Regions from separate parts of the Homo sapiens genome. Here region 2 is linked to region 1. The links are chromatin contacts, found by Hi-C in ENCODE. All regions are on one chromosome and are shown on one strand. Each heading gives the region's core, a stretch centred on a gene start or an enhancer-like site at or near the end of the contact. The rest is flanking DNA. Distances are from core to core; before and after follow the strand shown. Region 1 overlaps TRAM2 (translocation associated membrane protein 2). Region 2 has its middle 28 kb from the start of TMEM14A.

Evidence for each region. A loop is a pair of places that touch in the nucleus more often than their neighbours do. Pooled maps may share reads with other maps.
Region 2: a loop to region 1 is called in a map of IMR-90, with 2.1 times the contacts of the local background. The contact joins two enhancer-like sites. A Hi-C loop is called at or near these places in 2 of 168 maps with a recorded cell type or tissue (IMR-90 and dorsolateral prefrontal cortex) and 8 of 50 pooled maps.

What each region holds. Positions count from the first base shown.
Region 1 is chr6:52,507,233-52,515,161 of GRCh38, forward strand. TRAM2 (translocation associated membrane protein 2) reads right to left here. Exons shown (of 11, transcript NM_012288.4): 5 at 2,296-2,354; 6 at 1,002-1,086; 7 at 321-391. Among named protein-coding and RNA genes, the nearest start is that of TRAM2, 66 kb to the right of the region's middle. Within about 2 kb of position 5,164, at least 19 of the 41 ENCODE cell types and tissues checked have a DNase peak (open chromatin) inside an H3K27ac peak, as active enhancers do.
Region 2 is chr6:52,639,510-52,647,438 of GRCh38, forward strand. No RefSeq gene overlaps it. Among named protein-coding and RNA genes, the nearest start is that of TMEM14A, 28 kb to the right of the region's middle. Within about 2 kb of position 3,027, at least 2 of the 41 ENCODE cell types and tissues checked have a DNase peak (open chromatin) inside an H3K27ac peak, as active enhancers do.

The DNA.
Region 1 (7,929 bases), core at 3,914-6,413:
AGGCCGACATCCACTGGAAGTCTTCCTGGCTGTCTCTGTTGAGGGTCTTCTTCTGGGTTGCAGAGCAGATGATACATACTGTGTTATGGTGTTCATCACTCTCAACTGTCCTTACTTATGTCTATAACTGTCTCTTCAGAATGAGAATGAACCACTGAAGATAAAGAATCTTCCATTACCATCTTTGTATTGCCAAGTCTTAGCATAGTGCTAGGCACACAGAGGATGTCAACAAATGCCTGATAATTATATGAGTGTGTGGACAGATGCATGGACATAAAAGGGCAAGGAAATCTGGCTGGCTCCATGGTCTCACTCACTTTAAGAGGTATGCTCCAGCTATATGCACCAGGTACAGGCAAATATACTGGAGCTGGCGGGGAATTTCCTCCTGGAAACAAGAGAAGCAGATGGTAAATTTGCTAATTCCCTAACTGAAGATTCAGGGAAGGGGGAAAAGTGCAGGGGGATGAGAGAGGGCCAGGCTCCTCTGGGCTGCTTTAACACACAGTCCCATGTCCCACGAGTCCCACAGTCCCACTGCACCAGGCTGCTGAAATTCAAGGGCATTCAGGTCCATTCCCAAATTCCAGCAGCCTTGGGTCTAGTGTCAGAGGGTGAGGTTTGGATTGAGAAATAAGAGACAGGGACTGGAGAAGAGGGCTCTTGGAAATAATTCAGAAGGAAACTATAAAAAGTAAAAATAAAAAAAGACTATGGAAATGGCAAAGACCTCTCCTTTGACATCTATAAGATGAGAGTTAGGTTTCCTCCAAAGCCACAGGTCTGGTGGAAGAGGCAGGCAAGAGACTGACACTGGTGGTCAACTACATGACACTTCTCCAAGAGATGACTCAGCATGTTGCTCAATCCCCAACATATTCCTATCACCACCCAACACTCCATGCTTCTGGAGAAAAGGAAGGGAGGTACCCCTGGGAATAGCAGGAGGGGAGTGGTCAATGAATGGCCTCCAAGAAGGGAGAGAAGTGAGCACTCACCTTCCGTACCTTCTGGAAGTATAGCTCAGGAAGTGCGTGCAGCCAGTAGGCCAGCTGGCATAGGTAGAAAAACTTCACCTGGAAGCTGGAGACAAGGGGGCAAGTCACACGGGCAGGATAGAGAAAAGTGTCCCTGCAGGTGCTGGCCAAGCACAGGAGGGAAAAGCATGGGCTGAGACTCTGCCTGTGAGGAGCTGGTCCAGGAGCAAGGGAGTTAGGCCAGTGACCGCCGCACCCTGAGCCTGGGACCCTGGCTTCTCCATTGGCCTGTGCCCTTGTTCCACATACAAAACCACTTAAAGGACACGGAAAGTCCACAGAAAGAAACAAACATGATTAAAATAGTGCAGAGGAGGAGGAATCCTTCAGCCTTGAGGAGGGAGCTGATTACAGAGCACTGTTGGAGATAGGGACCAACAGATACACTGAGACAACAAACAGCTCTAAGTAGCAAGGGAAGGTTCTAACTCAGCCCTACATCCTTTGCTATTATTGCTCTTAAAGATCTCGGGAAAGGCAGCCAGGCGTGGTGGCTCACGCCTGTAACCCCAGCACTTTGGGAGGCTGAGGCAGGTGGATCACCTGAAGTCAGGAGTTTGAGACCAGCCTGGCCAACATGGTGAAATCCCATCTCTACTAAAAATACAAAAATTAGCTGGGCGTGGTGGCACATGTCTGTAATCCAAGCTACTTGGGAGGCTGAGGCAGGAGAATCGCTTAAACCCAGGAGGTGGAGGTTGCAGTGAGCTGAAATCATGCCATTGCACTCCACCCTGGGCAACAAGAGCAAATCTCCATCTCAGAAAAAAGACAAAAAACAAAGATCTCGGGAAAGGCAAAGGGTGGCCTCCTGAGGGAGATGGCCCCAGGTATTGCCCTTGGGGTACACTGCCCTCTTGGCAGCACTATATGAGGCAGAGGACACTGGCTCTGACAGACCACCAGCCATGGCAGGCCAGAAGGGAAGACACTCTGTGGATGTCAGGGGGTCGCCAAGAAGGTAGAAACCCAGAGGGCATTATGGAGAGAGATGTTCTGCTTCTGAATCTGTCTCATGCAGTTGAGGGACCTCTGTGATGGGAGCCAGCACAGATGGAATTTCATCTGGGGATTCTCTGGTCAAGCATGCTGAGAAGAAGTGGCTTCCAGACAAGTCTACCATCCACAATAGGCTCAGGGCATGATCTGCTCGTCAGGCCAGCTGGGCCTGTGGTGTTCTGGCCACACTCCGCTGGGACAGGAAGGCAGTGGGCCCGGTCGCTCCTCCCTGGGGCTGAGTCAACAGAATACTCACGGGAGGTGCACATGCGGGTAGTCTTCCCAGAGGCTTCTTGGGTTTGTTAAGTATCCTTCCTGCAGTGGGCAAGAAGAGAGACCATTTAGAGATGTGGACGTGAGACCTGCTGGGGCCCTGGGACCGGTCCAGGGGTCAGGGATGCATCCAGTCCCCACCTGACAGAAAGAGGAAGGAACAGGAAATGTGAAAACAGAGAACTTCTCTGTGTGGGACCCCTGGCGCTTGGCTGGTTTCTTTACTGTGGAAGAGTCATGCTGGAGTAGGAAGGGCCACGCTCTGAGGTCCAACGACCCATATCTGAAGATGAGTCTGACAAGCGAATTAGTCTTGCTCCTCTGAGCAAGCTAATTAGTTTCCCTAAGCCACAGCTGGCTCATCTGCAAAACAAAATAAAAATACCCACCCTCACAGAGTTATTGTTGGAAATGAATGGGATAGTTTATGTGCCAGTGTCTAGTCCTGTGCCTGGCATGCAGGCGCTCAGGAAATGCCTCCATAATGAATAAGCAAATGAACTCTAGAATCACCACTCGCTGGAAAAATGAAAAGCCTACTTTGGCTTTTCACAGCCTGCTGAATAAAAAACATGGCAGGACCCCATAGGCCTCACCATGCAGCTGGACTCTGACACCTACCACACTGTGTCATTACTGTCAGTTGTTTCCATTACTCTTGCAAGTCCCTTCACACTAGGGCCTTTTCTTGCCTATCTTTAGAATTCTAACATGTAGTCCAGCACCTTATATGGGGTGGGGATGGCAACATGAAAATCCTTCCATCACAAAACATCTAGAAATGCTGGGTGAAATCTAATGAATATTCTTTTAAATGCAAAGAGCTGAGCTCACAGTAAGAAAGGGAAACCCCCTGGGACCCAAAGGGAGAGGGAGGCTAAAAGGCAGAGCAGTAAAGTGACACTGTAGCAGCCCAAAAGGCACTAGTTATGGGCCAGGGTTTTTGTGCCCATGTGAGAACAGAAGATGGTGCCTTGGGAGGTGGAACCCAAGACCTTGTATAAGACCAGGACCTCTGAAAGGCCACAATCTCAGAGAAAGGAAAAGACTAGAAAGTGTTTGCTGACCAACACAGGGAAATGAAGATGTCTGCTCAGCCCATACCCAAGGTGAAAACAAAATCATTTATTCTAAAAATCTGCAACCTCAGGTTCACTCTGAGTTTGGAGGTGAAATATACTACCTGTGTGATCCAAAAGCCGCCAAGGTAAGAAATTAGAATTAATAGTGTGGTGGGCCAGTGATACCCTGGGGACATACCCTCATCCAAGGATGCTCCACAGATAAAACCTTGCTAAAGATGAATTTATAATCCAAGAGTACAAAGCATGGGAAGAAATAATCTACCACAAGCAAGAGTCAGCTGAAACTACAGGAGTGCAATACACACCAGTTGGTTGAATGAATGAATGATGAATGCTTTGGGCAATTTCTCTCTTCTGAAGAAAGGGCTCTTATTTGTCACTCAGAGAAGGCAGAGCAGATTAGATTAGGATGACTTCATTTTAGAAATGGGAAAATGAAAAAACAGATAGGAAGGATCTCCTGAAATAAGATAGTTTTGTTTTGTTTTTTTGATATGGAGTTTTGCTCTTGTTGCCCAGGCTGGAGTGCAATGGCACGATCTCAGCTCACTGCAACCTCTGCCTTGCAGGTTCAAGCGATTCTCCCGCCTCAGTCCTCCTGAGTAGCTGGGATTACAAGCACGCAACACCACACCCGGCTATTTTTTGTACTTTTAGCAGAGACGGGGTTTCACTATGTTGACCAGGCTGGTCTCAAACTCCTGACCTCACTTGCCTCGACCTCCCAAAGTGCTGTGATTACAGGCGTGCACCATTGCGCCCAGCCAAGATAGTTTTTCAGTAGCACAGCTGAAATCCGAGTTGGGCCACAAGCCTTCTGGTCCAATAACTTCAGGCTAGGTTGCTTCAGTAAATCAGAAAATCAGCTGAGCTGGTGGCTTTGATGAGAAGGCTGAGAACCTCAGATGTTCACACTGGGATTAAAGGCAGAGGTTTTACAGTGCTCAGAATGAGGCCAACAGGGTTTAGTAAGAAGCATTCTAGGTTATTGTCTATTAGGATCTTTAGTTGTATTTCCAAGTGAGGGCTGATCCACCCACCTTTGAGTCACTAAACGCCCTGTGACCTATCAGCATGCCTTTCGGGTATAGTCCACGGCCCTAATCCCACAAACTTGGGCCTCCATGAGCACAATAACCTGACTGATAAGTCCTTTTATCGGATACATCTATACCACTGTAGTCACAGTCACCTGGATTAGAAGGAAATGATCTCACTTCGAACTTACATGGCCTCATTTCTAATCTCTTCTCACTACCACTCTCTCCTCCCTGGGTCACGTGCCGATTGAGGAATAAAAGTGGATGAGGCTCTCGGGTGGTGGCGTGTGTGGTGGCGGTGACAGTTGTGAGCTCTCTCAAATACACTGCTTCTATCACCTCTACCCACCCACTCTGTCGGGCATACGCCTGCCTTCATCAGCTCTCCTGCCCCAGGCTACCTCATTCCAGGGACATCAGAAAGGTGAGAATGTCTCTTCCTAGAGGAAGCAGGAATGTACTTAGCAGGAAAAATGGTACTTCTGAAACTGAGGTGGGAGAGAAAGTTTTGCCCAAACAAGACTCGCCAAGAAAAGCAGCACTGAGAGCAATGTAAAGCCCAGAAAATCTCGTGATTTTAAACAGGAACGCTCCTTGGCTTGGCCTCTTACTTAGAGACAAAGAGGTCAGAACTTTGAAGCCAAAAAGCAAAGAAACTCCCCAGAAAAATGTTGCCTGCTTGTGAATGTCCAGTCCACGGGGACTGGAGGAGGAAAAGGGTGGAGGGAGGAGAGCAGGGGGAGCCAGAGGAAAAATGACTCACTGCTCTGAGAACAGCCTTTTCCAGACCTCTGTCCAGGCAGCTGTCTGAAGGAGGACTGAGGCTGGGGCACCCTCTGAGCTCAGGCACGCAAAGCACCTGAGTCCACAGGGGGCTGAGTGTGACCCAGCAAGCACCTGAAACCCACCCCAAATCCCATCCACTGACAGGCCCCAGCAGATGGTTTGGAGAGGCTTTTGAAATCCTTTGTTCTCTCGATTCTACAAATCCACCCATGAGCTAAGCAAGGCCTCAACAAGGTGGAGAGATCCCTCCTGTTTCCCCAGCAGCCTTCCTTTTGGTGTGTGAACAAACACAACCACGAAGAACAGCATAATTCAGATATAGCACAGGCAAGTGCTACATAAATTCAGACATACCTTATATTATTTGACCATCAGAACAACCATGCACTAAAAATCTGCCCTAAAGCAACTAGTCTGTTAGTAGAAACCGGTCCTGGTACAAGCACCAGCATTAAGGACATTCCCTCTACTTGGTTCTAAAATCTACGGTGGATTTTAGGTTCTAAAAGATGAAGCCAAATATAGCAAGGAAGTCAGACAGGGAAGACCAAACGCCCACCCATCCTGCTTTCTCCAGTGGAGTGTTTTTTTTCTTTTTCCCTCAACAATGAGTAGTCGATCAAAGGTAGATTAAAAGTTGGAGGCTGACATTCCTATAAAATTATTGGCGGTCCAGCCACACTCCCACTGCTCTGCCTCTATATATGCAGAGAGAAATGTTTCAATCAAACACCAGAATAATACTGGTATTTCTGGTGGGAGGAATTTGCTTTTTTGAACTTCTCTATATTGTTCACTTTTTAAAAAATGATCATTTATGATATTTATTAAAACAACCAATTCATTACTTTAAAAATGTTGAAGGCTGGAGAGAGAAGATGCATTTGCAGTTTATTCACTCATTCTCATAGCCAACATTTAGTGGGCACTTAGTATGTGCCAGGCACCATACCAGGGATACAGCAGTGAGCACCGTGCCTGCTAGCAGGCAGCTCAGAATCTAGTGGGAGAAACAGAGAATACAGAATACACAATCAAGAGAAGCACCAGCAACAGGCACAGTGCAGAAAATGCAAATTGGTGGGGGGTTCTCTGAGGAGATGGTATTTAGGCAGAGACTTGGATGGCAAGAAGGAGTTGGCCATGGGATGGCAGGGGATGGAGCCCTTGAGCAGAGAAATCACCAGTACAAAGCCCAGGATGCAGAACAGCCAGGCCAAAAGTGGGGGTGTGGCCAGTGAGATGAGACCAGCAAGATTAGCAGGGCCCAGATCACATGAATGGGGAGGAAAAAACGATTTCACTGCAAGTGTGATGGGACTTTTAAGCACGGGAATGTATGGTTTTATTTCTGTTTTAAAAGATCCATCTGGCTGAGCAGAAAATGGATTGGGGTGGGAGGGTACAAGAGTGGAAACAGTCTCCTTCTAGAAAAAAGATATTTAGTGTCTAGGCAAGAGATGATGGTGGCTTGGACTATACAGATCGAGGTTTCTCAATCTTGGCACTATGGCCAGATAGTTCTTTGTTGTGGAGGCTGTCCTGTGCATTAAACGCCATATCGTAGCATCCCTGGCCTCCACCCACTAGATACCAGTAGCATATTGCCAAATGTCCCCTACAGGCCCAAATCTCCCCTGGTCAAAGGTCACTAGACTAGGGTTGGTGGTGCAGGCAGAAAGCAGCAGACAGTCTCAATGTGTTTGGGAGGCAGAGCTGGCAGGACCTGCCGATGAAATGACTGTGGAGAGTGAGAGAAAGAAGAGTCATGAAAAAATTTGCATCATAACAGAAAAATATTATTTTTTTAAAAAAACAAGCTGTTTTTATGCCTTTTACAGAACTACATCTCTTCTTCTTCAATCACTTTCCTTCCAGGAAGCACAGTTCCAACGGAGGAGGGCAAGGAGTCAAATGTTGTTAGGAAGAGTTGGCGGGGGTCGGGGGTCACTGGAGCTTTCCGTGGTCCCCTGGTCTCTGTGCCTATTGAATATGTTGAGTGGGGAACTGGCTCTTCCCAGAATAAAAAACTGTTATGTGCCTCCCCAAGAAAAGCCTATGTGCTCTCAAACTAATTAGCATCATGTTCAAATCCTTGAAGAACTGAGAGAGGCAAAGACAGAGCTGTTGAGCATTTCACACCCTGGAAGGCGTGTTAAGCAACTTGGCTCTAGCCTCCAAATCTGGTCGCCACGTGTCACAGCTGGGGTGGAATGTTTGGGGGTGAAGTTGAAAGGGTAAAAGTGATTCAGAGATGAGGCAATCCTCCTGAACGGCGTCTTTGGTATCTTGAGGCTGTTCTGCTTCAAAGCAGCTTAGGCCTCCGGGGGTGGGCATGAACTGAACGTCAAGGGACTGGGTGTGGTCTGAAACCTGGAAGTCTAGGGACTTGTGTGCATGGCACAACAGCAGGGATGCACTGTTCACACAGTGTCAATCTGCCCCTGGGACTGTGACAGCCTTGCCTGAGAGGACAGAAGTCTTGGGCCCCCCATTTAAAATTCCTAGTATTCTGCTTAGGAAAGCTGCTCTATGATGAAATGATAATAGGAATAAAAACAATGTACAAAAGGACACGTTGACTCTGGCTTTGAGAATAGGAATTCAACATTCAACTCTGGAGACAGAGTTCCTTGTGATGGGAGCGCCCATCACTGTCACTGAAAGAAGAGGAAGAAAGTGAGGGATCTGTGGAAGGCCGGGAAG
Region 2 (7,929 bases), core at 1,777-4,276, 130 kb after region 1:
CTGTAATCCCAGCACTTTGGGATGCCAAGTCTGGAGGATCCTTTGAGGCCAGGAGTTCAAGAGCAGCCTGGGCAACTGTCTCTACCAAGAAAAAAAAAAAATTAGCTGGGCGTGGTGATCCACCTGTAGTCCCAGCTGCGTGGGAGGCTGAGGCAGGAGGATCACTTGAGCCTAGGAGTTGTAGGCTGCAATGAGCTATGATTGCATCACAGCACTCCAGGCTGGGTGACAGAGGGAGACCTGTCTCAAAAAACAAAAAACAAAAACAAACAAACAAAAAACAGAAAAAAAGAAAATGTCTTGGTATATGCCAGGAACTTAGTAAATAGTACTACCTTCTCTTAACTCCTTAACAGAAGGTAAGAATGAAGAACATTCCTTCCTCTGTATTTCAGAAGTAGGTACACTCTTTGGGGGAATTTATACAAGTCCAATTTGAACTCTTTTACAGGTGAGGTTGGGAAGGATGGGTCAAGGTAGGTGGGGATGGGTGAGGGGTGAGATATCCTTACCTTTTATCTCCCTAGAACATCATGAATATTTTATAACTACTAATGATGAAAATATTGTTTGTACTCTCTATTTTTCTCTGTGAAAGGGTGTTTGGAAAGTCATTTCTTGTTGTTATGTTTGGTTTCTAGTGCTCCCTGGGAAGCACTGATCTTGGATTTGGCTGCTGTGTGGGAGACCAGTGTTCCTCTTAGCTGATGGTGGAGACTCACGTCAGTGCAGGCTGCAGCGATGACTCTCAAACTGTGAACAATGCTCCCCAGTGTGTGCACGGGAGGGCCAGCATATGGAGACCTCGCGGAGAGCCAAACGCGGGCTCTCTGCACTTCCTTCAGTTTTGTTTAAATACAGGATCCGGTTTGCCTTTGTCACCCGCTGTAGCACCACCAGGCTTCATTCACTGTGAAGCCTTGCCAGATCTCTGTAATAAATTACCTGGGAGGCCAAGGCGGGAAAAGAGGAAAGAACAAGGTAAAGCGCTTTGAAATCTGACTTTCTCCCTGGAGTGTTCAGTGTTGCCTATTTAGAAGGTGCAGGGTTGTGCTAAGGTGTGTGCTGGGAGCTTTGTAGGCTAAAGTTTGTAGAAAAAGTTTGGTTCATTTCAGTCATCACTTACAAATTTTTTCTATTAAGTGTTTAAGATTTCCAAACTTAAAAAAAAAAAAAAACAGGTTCAGAGTATTTTTAAAAAGGCATTGGTCATTTGTACAGCTTACATTTCACTAAATCTTTACAACAATTTTGAGAGGTAGGTAATACTAGTATCCCTCATTTTATACTGAGGAAACTAAGGCTCAAAGAGGCTCAATGCTTGTCTGGTATCATATAGTCAGTAAGGAATAAAACCAAATCTTGAACCCTGGCTTCCTGGCTCTGTGTCTTTTCCTAGCAGACTGACCATCAAGGCTGGACATCCCTTTCAGTTCTTTTGAGAACAGACTAGTTGGCTAGATGTGAAGAAAACAAGCTTTGGAGTAATCTTCCCTCTGCACAGCCTGTGATATTGGGATCCAGTGAGTGACGGTGAGAGGTGGAGATGTATGAACGAGACCTGAGACGTTGGACCTGAACATCACAGCAATCACTTGCAGGGCTAAGATTCAGGGCCAGCTGTCCATGGATTCTCCCGAGTTGGATCGTCTTTCACACACCTGCTTCCTGAGGTTACATCTCTTTTCCAGCCTAGGAGCAACCAATAAAGAGCAGAGAGCAAAGAAAAGCAGACACACAAATCATCTCTAGACTATGTCAAGGGTATCCCCAAAATGGGAAAGAAATTCATGAATGTACACACAAAATGTCACGTATTTTTGTTTTACATTAAAAACACTGTGTCCCAGAAGTAAGGAGTAGAATGGTGGTTGCCAGGAGCTGAGGGGTTGGGGACATGGAGATGCTGGTCAAAGGGTACAAAATTTCAATATGCAGAATGAATGAGTTCTGGAGAGCTAATGTACAGCATGGTGACCATAGGTAATCATGTGGTATTATATTGTGACATTTGCTGAGAGTAGGTTTCAAATGGTCTCACCACAAAAAGGAAAATGGTAACCATGTGAGGTGATGTTTATGCTAATTAGCTTGATTGTGGTAATCATTTCACAACATGTATGTATATCAAAACATCTCATTGTACACCTAAATATATACAATTTGATTTGTCAATTGTACATCAATAAAGCTGGAAAAATGTATTCAATCCTATATAATAGATTGGGAAATTACATAGCCATATCTGATTATGAATTCAGCAAAGCTTTTAAATATGTTTTTATTTTACTATTCACAAGAGCACCTTGGTGCATTTGAAATTAAATCCTTCAATGTGGAGAAAACAAAACACTGTCTCACTGAGCACAAAGCTTGTTCAATATTTTTGTCAGCGCGATGTATTTTTGTTAGCAATGTTGACCACTGAAATGATTTCCTTAGCAGATAATTTTCCAGTAAACCTCCCACATCATTGCAAACTTCCTGTTCCCAGCTGCTCTTCCTCTTCTTAAGCCCCTCATTATAGGCAGTAGGAGAGCTGATAATCAGCAGAAAATTAAGCTGGCAGGGTGTGTGCTTAAAGGCGTCAATTTCCAAGGGAAGGAAGTGTTCATTTTGTTTTGTTTTATTTTGTTTTTATGAAGCATTGCTTTTTACTTGTGTTGTGCCTTTTGAACTTAAGCATTATTTTTTGACAATGGAGACTTTTGGTTTAGTGCAGTTCTCTGTAACTGGACAGTACTCAATAGAAATTGTTGAATTGAATGTTTAACATATGCTTCTCTTTGACCAAATAAGGAATATTTTATGGGCCATTTTTCATTTTAGATGAGCTTATAGGAATAGGCACTCTTTGGAAATTGGAGAAATTAATTCTTAGGGAGTGTAGTCCAAGTTTAATTCTGGGTCTTTGAGTGATACTTTTAAAACAAGTGCCTTTGACCCTTGATTAAGTACAAAATAAGCACATAGCTAATGTAAACCTCTTAAATCAGTGGTTATCAGGCTTGGCTGCACAGTGGAATAACCTCAAGTGGGATGTGTGGGAGAATTAAAAAAAAATACTGCTGCCCGGGTCTCAGACTCAGAAATCCTTATGTAATTGGTCTAATCTACAGCCTGTCTTCAGGGTTTTTAAAAGCTTCCCAGGAGATGCTAATGGATAGCCAAAGCTGACAACCATTGTCTTTAATGAATGAACACATTTAATCAGCCTGTACTAAGTACTAGGCACTGACGCTAGGCACCTGTTTCTGTTATCTTTTATTAATGTGGAAATTGGCACTCATAGAAGTTGATTTGTTTACCATCACAGAGCAGAAAACTGTTGAAGATGGAAAGCAAACAACAACAACAAAACCTAACAGTCCTATGGCCTCCCCACATTCTTTGCCATTTACATCATAGTAGTTAAAAAATATGCTGGTGACTGCAAAAGCCAATGTATCAACCTTTAAAATGAAGAAATAATGAAATGAAAACTAACTTTGTTGAAGATTAGGACAGTCCTTGGGATGGTATGTGATATAAGTTTTAAACTCTGTGTAAAAATAAAACCTGAGTGCAAAGCCTGTTGGATATATGTCTACTTCTGCCACATTCTATTTTCCAAAACCCAGCAATATCTTCTATTGAATTGGAAATTGTAGACTAATGTTAAGAAGGGCCTAATGTCAGCCCTCACTGCATTGGGCACCAGAGATGTGTTTAGTCACTGAGAAGCAGGACCTGGATAACTGCCACAGAGAAAACAGGGGCTGAGCTGTCCACACAGTGAAACTCACAAGGCACACAATGGCAAAGTCAGTTCATCCAAAGGACCTGTTGTAAACTGCTAGGCTGCGGCACTGAGATTGTGTGTCAGTTACAGATATCCAAGCTGCTTTGAAATCCAGGGAGCAGCTAATCAGTTAAAAAGCGTTCAACTGAGAAAAAACAAAACTTCAACCATACCCAACTGTGACTGTGATGGAGAAGATTAGCGCCTATCTGAAGGTGGTTTGTGACATTAATGTGTGTGTGTGCTGTGTAGGTTTGGTCTGAATAACCCCTTATTCACAGCACCATGATTCAGGTGCCCTGTCAATGCTTCCTTCTTCTCTCTAAATTCTCCTCCTTCAAGGTCTTGCCTCCATCCTCAAACAGTGTTGGTCCATCTGCTGATAAACATATGGAATAAGCAGGACTTGTAGACATTTTTAGACCCTATCTGGAGCAGTGAGAACTGTCTATTTCAGAAAAAGATAGAGACAAAAGCAGATGCAGAAAGGGAGGCAGACACAAAGAATGAAAGTGCCAAGTAAAGAAAGTGACAGGCAGGTTCTTGGAGACTGAGGTAGAGAAGCACAGACAGGATAAGACAGAGAAAAAATAAGGCAGAGACAGGGAGAACCCCAAAAAGAGAGAGAATAGAAAGAAACAGAGGTAGAAACTCTTGAGAAAGCTAGGCAGACAGTAATGACAGCTTCAACCGGTCAGTATTGGAGGGAGAGAGGAATAGAGAGAGGTAGCAGAGGAAGTCAGATAGGAGACAGCGGTAGTCCAAGAGAGACACATTCCGAGCAGAGGCAGACAGGGTGAAAGGGAGATGGAGGTCAGCAGAGAGCTAATGCCAGGCAGGAGTATGGAAAGTTTTGTGTGCATTTCTCCTAGAGAAATGAGAAATGGGACTGGTTTGCCAGGAGAGACAGCCTTTCCAGTCAGGACTCTTGAAGTGTATGATTGTAGTCATCCTAAATGGAAATGGGATTCCTTCCTCCCCAAGCCCATTCCTGCTCCATCTGGAGGGCAGTCTGGTGAATGTGGTTTTCTATGCTGGTATTCTGGGCCGTAGGAGGGCCTCACAGAACTGCAGAATGTTGGAACTGAGATCTGCATGGTAGATGTGTGTGGTTTCTTGGCCAGCCCCTCTTCACTTACCCTGTTTCCAGGAACGGCCTCCAATGTTTGTGGGGGATCCACCCTTCCCCACTTTCCATCCCTGTGGTTTTTGTGGAGTTGACAGTCCCTCCCTACCACCTCGCATTCCAGGGATGGTGTCCGACCCAGGACTGGCATATGATCCAGAGTGTCAGTTTCTCCTGTGGTCAGTGATTGGTTCAGGGATAAGAACATAACTCAGTCTCATTTTGGAGGGTCTGTTTGGGCTTCTGAGTTTGCCCTCAAATCCACATTTGAACCATGGAGACATGTTGGCTGGTACTGGGGCTGCCATCTTGCCGCCATGCATGGTCTGAAATGAAGCCAAACACATGGAGCAGTAGAGAGTAAAATAAAGAACAACTTGGTTCATGTGGCCTCTTTGGAACACTGTTCAAACTGTTTCTGAAGTTAGAACTATCTCTAGATTTTATTTGCAAGAGCCAATAGAGTAACTTTTTGCTTAACAGTTTAAACCAGTTTCAGTTGGATTTTCTGTCACTTGCAACTAAATCCTAACTGATGTAACGTCTTAGATACCATGCATCACCACATTTTATAGAAACTGAGTTTAAGTAATTCATCTAAGACTATGGCTAGTTAGTGGCAGGATATGAACTAGGTTTTTTCTACTATGTACCCCCTTAAACCCACTCTTTCATTCTCTCCACTTTATTTTATTTTTAAATTAAGATATAGGGCTCATTTCAAATATATGTTTTTACTCCAGTGACTTCATAAGTTCTAGAAATGCTAGCCCTAAGCAAAATTGCCACCTGATATGGTTTGGCTGTGTCCCCACCCAAATCTCATCTTGAATTGTGGCTCCCACAATTCCCATGTGTTGTAGGAGGGACCTTCATGGGGTGGGTCTTCCCCATGCTATTCTCATGATAGTGAATATGTCTCATGAGATCTGATGGTTTTATAAAGGGGAGTTTCCCTGCATGAGTTCTCTTCTCTTGTCTGCCACCATGTGAGACATGCCTTTCACCTTCCACCATGATTGTGAGGCCTCCCCAGCCAGGTGGAACTGTGAGTCCACTAAGCCTCTTTCTTTTGTAAATTGCCCAGTCTCAGCTATTTCCCCTTTCTGTGTGTCCTCTCTCCCTTCCTAAGCCATGGTAAGCAGAATATGACAGATATCATTGATACTTTTATGTGAGCTTACCATACAGAACATTTACCTTTTAAAAAAGAACAATAAAAAGATGCCAAATAAATAAATTTCTAATGCAGGAATTCCAAATATTGTAGCATGTGGTTAGAAGACATGCTTTGGAGTTGCCGAAACTTCTTGGAATTCTTTGAACTGTCAGCTCTGAGCACTAGGTCCAATATTTATTTATAAGATTATGAGAGAAATTACTGAAGAATCCTGAAATGTGTCTCTCATATAACAAAGTTTAGAGCAGTGGTTCTCAAACTTCAGTGTGCATTAGAGTTACTGGAAAGCTTACTAAAACACAGATCAGGCCGGGTGCGGTGGCTCACACCTGTAATCCCAGCATTTTGGGAGGCCAAGGTGGGTGGATCGCTTGAGCCTAGAAGTTTGAGACCAGCCTGGGCAACATGGCAAAACCCCGTCTCTACTAAAAACACAAAAATTAGCCAGGCTACTCAGGAGGCTGAGGCAGAAGAATCACTTGAAACTTTTGCTGCGGTGGAGGTTGCTGTGAGCTGAGACTGCGTCACTGCATTCCAGCTTGGGCAACAGAGTGAGACTCAGTCTCAAAAAAACAAACCAAAACAAAACAAAACACAGATTGCTGAGCCCCATTCTAAAGTTTCAGATCTGGTGGGTCTGGAATGAGGCCTGAGAATGTGCATTCCAACAAGCTCCCAAGTGATGCTGATGCCACAGGTCCAGGCACCACACTTTAAAGATCACTGTTTATATGTAAGAATAAACTGAGAAAGGTCGACTATGTGATGTAAAATCTCAATACTGCTTTGCTACAGTCCCAGAAGTTAAGCCTCACTCAGCAAAGATATGGGCTAGGGCTTCTTGAGACACAGCCTGGGCAATGGAGGGTGGGGGCTGGTGTCCTGCAGGTGAACCCACTTGTGAATCAGAAGCCAGAATATAGCCAGGAGTCCATGAGTGCTCAGATCGGCTGATGCTTGGGTGGTAGGAAAACTTTTTGAAATACAAATTTAGGGTTTCCCCCTTTCCCATAATTCCTATTAGTCTAGAAGCTGCCCTACCTGTGCTTCTCTTCCCCAACTCTCTCCATTCCAGGCCACAGCTAGAATAGCTCTATTCTCATTGCATCAGGGAAGGGATGATGTAGTACAAGTAAAAGAAGAAGTCTGTTCCCTGGCTTTCCTATATCTAAGTATGCAGGCAAGTCAGTTCATGAGTGTATGGACAGGGCACTACACTCAGAAGGGCTCTGAACCTGGGGTTTAATGCTCCTTGATGACTGTCTGGATATTTTTAATACTTTAATCTTTGATTTTGTGTCTTGTAAAATCCAATGGGACAATGGCATGTGCTCCAGGGGCTTGGAGCCTTGGCTTTCCTTCAGTCCTGCCTTCCACTTCCTCCAGGAATGGGTTGTCTGCCACTCACTGCCCTGTTTCTGGGTGCCACAGGCCCTACCTGCTTGGCCTTCCTCTCCTTGAGTCCTGCTGTCTGTCTCCTTCCATGCCTGTCAGTGGCCTTTTGGCCCCAGGCTGCTGGTGCCACAGCAATTTGGTAGACAATTCTGCAGAGTCTCTTGCCATTTCCAACCCAGGAGCTAAGTGTGTGCAAGCAGGAAGTTTGCAATCCCTTGGTGTTGCCTGCCTGTCCTGGGTTGGTGCTGTGGGTCCATGGGAAGGGGAGACTGATTTTGTAATCTCCAACCTGAAATTTTCATTGTTCACCAGTTTCAGAAATGCCATAGCTGGCCTGAAACAGCCTCAGGAAACCTCTGCATTTTAGAGTGGCAGTGATGCAACAATGTGTCAGCAATAGCTCGACTGAGATTTTTCACTCTTCCTAGCATTGCATGGGAACAGAAG